Linked DNA regions of Homo sapiens: region 1 is linked to region 2. Evidence: chromatin loops called from intact Hi-C (ENCODE). Cell type or tissue: PC-9. All regions are shown on one strand.

Region 1 (2,500 bases), 230 kb after region 2:
GTTTCACCATGTTGGTCAGGCTGGTCGCGAACTCCTGACCTCGTGATCTGCCTGCCTCAGCCTCCCAAAGTGCTGGGATTACAGGCATGAGCCACCGTGCCCAGCCGAGGGTCTTATTTTTAACATGTCTTTTTTGATCCAGCTCCATCCTCACCAGATTGCTTCCCTCAGTATGGAAACCCATGCCTGCCTCCCTTGGTGTCATATCAGAACTTGGCCGTGGGGCAGCATGATTCCTCGTTGGTCTGTCCTGTGGCTTCAGGAGAAGGCCTTGCTCTGTGGGGAGGAAGGAAGACCGTGACTTTCTCCAGCACACCTTTCCCATGCACCCACAGATTTGGGATCTGGTCTCAACAACCCATGTGAATTTGCTCTGAGTTCCTGACAGAGGAAGCTGCTAAAGTTAAGAACTAACTTCCACCCTTAGTGGACAATCACTTGAGATGCACCAAGGGTTGGACCACCTTGCTCTGCCAAGGTCAGAGCACTCACTGAGGCCAAGCTCCACTCTGGGATGAGATATCTGGCTGAGAGTGGCCTGGACAAATGGAAACAGAGGCAACGTGACTTCCCCTTTCCCTATTTGCACAGCTTGATAATGACACACAGAAAGGAGACACAGTGTATATGTAAGTTTAACAGCACAAGTAAAACTAATAATTTTCCAATAAGAAGTGACCAATTTATTCAAAATTTGAGAAGTTTAAAGTACAGACTTGAAGCCTACTGTTCAAACACAGTCATTATTAAAGTATACATTTCTCAAACATTGCAATCCCACCTCCAAAGCCACAGATTCTTTTCTCCTTAGTCTCTCAGGCCTGAAAGTCTTTGTCCGTATTTCTTCATTCTGCAGCCTGACGGTCACGCCCCTGGTACTGAATACACACACACAAGCAAGGGACTCTTCTGAGCGTATGGTGGGCAAGAGAGACCTCTGCTGGATGAATGATGGCAAACAAGCGCTGCTCGGCCTTAGCAGAAAAACAAGAAACAGTTTTTACAGTGGTGCTTTTGGAGGAGGAGAAAAATTGTTTTTGTTTTAAAATCACCTTTTAAACTCTATGAGATTAAAAACCAACCCCATAATATATGTTTTTTTAGGTTTCTAGAAACACCGTTTGTGGACTGTGCCATTTCTACAGCCCTTTAATACTTATGTTAAGCAATTTTTTAAGAGCTCCGTATATTCTGCACCCAGGTTCTAAGAGCAGCTTAACTGCCTAATAGCTGGACTGTTTCTTTTCTAATTGCCTGCCAGTGTTGCACATTTTCTGTGCACAGGCAGGGATGCGTGAGGCATGATTCTCATAGACCCAAAATCAGGATGGACTTCAAGACTGAGTTTTCAGAACTCCTGGGGAAAGGAGATGTGTTTGAGATAGGTCAGCAGGGGACAAAAGCATTCAAAGAAAACTTGGCACACCTTGCCAGACTTTTCCCCTTGGCTGCATATTTTCAGAATCCTTAGGTCCTTCACTGGGGTGGGGGGCAGGGAGAGTGAGTGCTTTTGAAAAGAGGAAGTTCCCTTGCACACAGCATATATCCTGATGCATTAAAATATGCTCAAGTTTGCAGTGTCCTCTTTACACACTGTGTTTCAGGGGCACAGCAAAGGCAGAGCTTGGTGGTTCAACTCTCTGCCTCTCATATAATGCCTAATTATACTGGTTTCTAATCTGACTCTGCCTAATTAGGCAACGGTGCGCAAGTTTTCCAAATTTCCTAAGCCTCGGTTTCCTCCTCTGCAAAATTGGATTGGTTGTAGTGTCCACTGCAAAGTGTTACTAGGAGAGTTTGATGAGATAATATATGGTCAGTGCTTAGCATAGTGGTGGCTGGCCTATAGTAAATGTTCAATGAACACAGGTATAATTATTAAAGGTGAGGTAAACACGTACACAAATGTTTGTGTACATGTTTCCTTCCTTCTTCCCTCCCTCCCTCCTCCCTCCCTCCCTCCCTCCCTCCCTCCCTCCCTTCCTTCCTTCCTTCCTTTCTTCTTTCAACAAATATTTATAGAGTTTCTACTATGTCGAAACTCTATGCGAGACATTGAGGAGTATAAAAAGCTGAAAAAGTTATGTTTCTATTCTCAGAGAGCTTTCAGTCTCTCTCATGTTTTATCATTTGGATATAGATCAGTGATTCTAAAAGCTGTTTGCTAACATCCCAGAATGGCCTTAGAAGAAAATTCCCCAAATTCTCAGGAAAATAAATAACAAGCTTTTACCTGAAATATTGATTTATGCCTTTCCAATCTTAAAAGACAGAAAAAGTCGTGATAAAAATCATGCTAGACCAGGCACGGTGGCTCATGCTTGTAATCTCAGCACTTTGGGAGGCCAAGGTAGGAGGATTGCTTGAGCTTAGGAGTTTGAGACCAGCCTGGGCAACATAGGGAGACTTCCATCTCTACAAAAAAATGTTTTTAATTAGCCGGGTGTGGTGGTGTAAGCCTGTAGTCCCAGCTACTCGGGAGGCTGAGACGGGAGAATCA
Region 2 (2,500 bases):
ATTTATTATAGGAAGAAAGAAAGGACTAAGAGGGGAGAGGGGGAAAAGCTAGTGACCTGGCTTAGTACTCCTTCAAGAGCAAAAAGAGAGTTGATTGACCAGGAAGAGAAAGCCCAGTATATGTAAGTGAGCATATAGTTTTTAGGAAAGCGTCTACTGTTAGAACTTCACAGAAAATCGTTTTTCTCCCCCAAGATTAATCAGGCACCAAGTATTAGTCACAAGGCTCTAGTGTGGTCTGACAAATTGATTGAAAAAATCTACTGTCTGTAAATCTCTAAATTTTATAATGGAAAAAAATGCAACACACTAGATTTAACACTCTTATTCTAAGGTTATAGAAATCCTTGGCTTTGGAAATTTGGGAACCATATAGTAAATTACTACTTAAAAGCAATTCCTGATATCTTCCCAATACTAATGAATAACAGGCTCAACATTGGCTAGAGCCAGAGGTAACCCTCTGCAGCCCATTTCCTCAGGTGCTGGAGTAGCATTTGTTGAGAGCCACTGCTACTGGGACCCAAAGTCAGAAAAGATGTGTCTGGAAGTTTTAACATTTAATGCTGTTATAGGGGACAATTCTGGCTTAGAGAGTTTGAATTTGGCAGCCTAACTAAAGATAAAAGATTAATAACTGTAGTAGAAAGTAAGTATAAGGTAGTTTTCACATAGTTCCTGTAACAGTGTTGTATTATGTGATTCTTTTCTTAAAAACTAAGGTAAGTAGTTGGTTTCACATTCATTTGAACTCCTGAAGTAAACCATTCAGTAGGCTAGAATTATCACTAGAAATCAAACACTACATCCCAATCATCTTCTTAGTCAAGCCAGAAAAAGTCTTATTAACTCTTACAAGCACATGATAACAGTGAAGTCAATTGATGTTATTTCTGGTTTCACAACTTGCCCAATTCAAAATGTGGAAAGATGAGTAGCTCCTAGGGGGATGTTATATTCTTATTTTGCTCTTATAAATATGAAGGATTACTATGAATAGCATATGCTTTCCTTAATTCTTCAAAGCCCCAGTTCTTTAAAGGAGATTAAAAATTTAATCATTACTACGTTTTGTGAAAGGAAAACCATAAACATTAGTAGTCTTACTGAAACCTCCTGAAATTGCTAGAATGACCCAGATGTTTCAGTCTGGCACAGAATCCACACACCTTACTCTTGCAGCCTTTATTAACACCTCAGTTTGGTAATCTATGGACTCGGGTAACCCCATTTCTAAATCTCAGAAAGGTATAAATAAGATCATTTTCAATTGAGAATTATAAAAATCTCAAATTCTCAGTATTTGAAAAATTCACAATATTAGATGCTAGAAACTACTTGGATTTGCTTTCTTCCTGTATATTCATTCATGCATTTTATTTATTTACTTTTTGGTAGGCTAGTAAAGTACTAAGAGTGTTTCAGATATACTAGTTTGTATTGTCTCTTGGGAAACTAGGATTGGGCGCGCAGATACATCGCCATCTGCTGGTCAGTTTATCTGTGGTGAAACTGCAGCTTTCTTGAGACTTGTCTAGAAATTCTAGAAAGCACTGCCTTAGAATAGGAGAGGTACAGGAAATTTGGAGAGTCTTTTTCACAAGCACTTCATTTGACAACATTTACTGGTAGTGTATCTTTTTTAAGGTTTTGAAAATATTTTTCATAGTAATTTCTATTGAAAATTATAAAATTTTCAGAACAGTAGATATTTTGGTCATTTTTTAATCAAATTTAAGATCCTGAAAATGATAAGACAAAGATATACATTTTTTTCTAGGGTCATGGGGGAGCATTTTCCCCCATATATTTTGATTTTCATTTATGCATGTGTTCTGTACTATTTGAGTGCATATAGAACTTCAGTGGCATTTAGATATTTTGTGGGACCACCAGATTAATGAGACACATTGAATAGAATAAACCAGTTAGTATCCATGACTAAAAACATGTTTGAAATAAAATTGAATCTCTCTGAGACAGAAAGGCAAACTTATTTTTTCCCCGTAGCACATCCGTTTGTTTAGGGCTGAGTAATCCTTTAAGAATTGCTGAACTTCCCCCAAGTGCTGAAAACCTAATTCTGTTTTAAAAATAGCTGTAAGTAATTCTGTCCTCATACATATATTTTACATGTTTAACAAAAAAGATTCTTATCTTCATAAACTGTAATGATGTCTTAGGCCCAAACTCCAATTAGGGTTGGTTTGTTTTTTTTAAGTTTGTATGCTTAATAACGACAACTTGGGAAGCATTTTCAGAGTGCTGCGAAAAATAACTCATAAGAATACAGTATTTGGAAGCACAGAGACTGATTTTTATTTTTTGGATTTCAGTGGAGTGTTAATATTTCAAATACGTGAGAATAGGAAACTTCCTCTTCAGAACTACAATCACAGCCGTAAATACAGTAGAGTCATAGCAGTAGATGCAATAGAATCTCATCATGAAACTCCATGAATTTTGAACTAATCACATCACCAAAGGAGCTCCAATACTG

What was found. Peaks named below come from ENCODE experiments on the same cell type or tissue, not always from the same donor. Only the 100,000 strongest peaks of a DNase experiment are listed, where the experiment ranks them.
Region 1: a loop joins it to region 2, with 12 times the contacts of the local background. A loop is called at or near these places in 69 of 110 quality-filtered maps.

What each region holds. Positions count from the first base shown.
Region 1 is chr14:61,252,032-61,254,531 of GRCh38, forward strand. It overlaps a transcript of PRKCH not described here. Among named protein-coding and RNA genes, the nearest start is that of TMEM30B, 28 kb to the right of the region's middle. In PC-9, CTCF peaks have their summits at 943 (motif pointing left) and 1,143; a DNase peak (open chromatin) is centred at 850; H3K27ac peaks cover 656 bases.
Region 2 is chr14:61,023,939-61,026,438 of GRCh38, forward strand. The region is part of intron 5 of SLC38A6 (solute carrier family 38 member 6); the gene reads left to right. Among named protein-coding and RNA genes, the nearest start is that of SLC38A6, 44 kb to the left of the region's middle. In PC-9, CTCF peaks have their summits at 1,504 (motif pointing left) and 1,704; a DNase peak (open chromatin) is centred at 1,493; H3K27ac peaks cover 762 bases.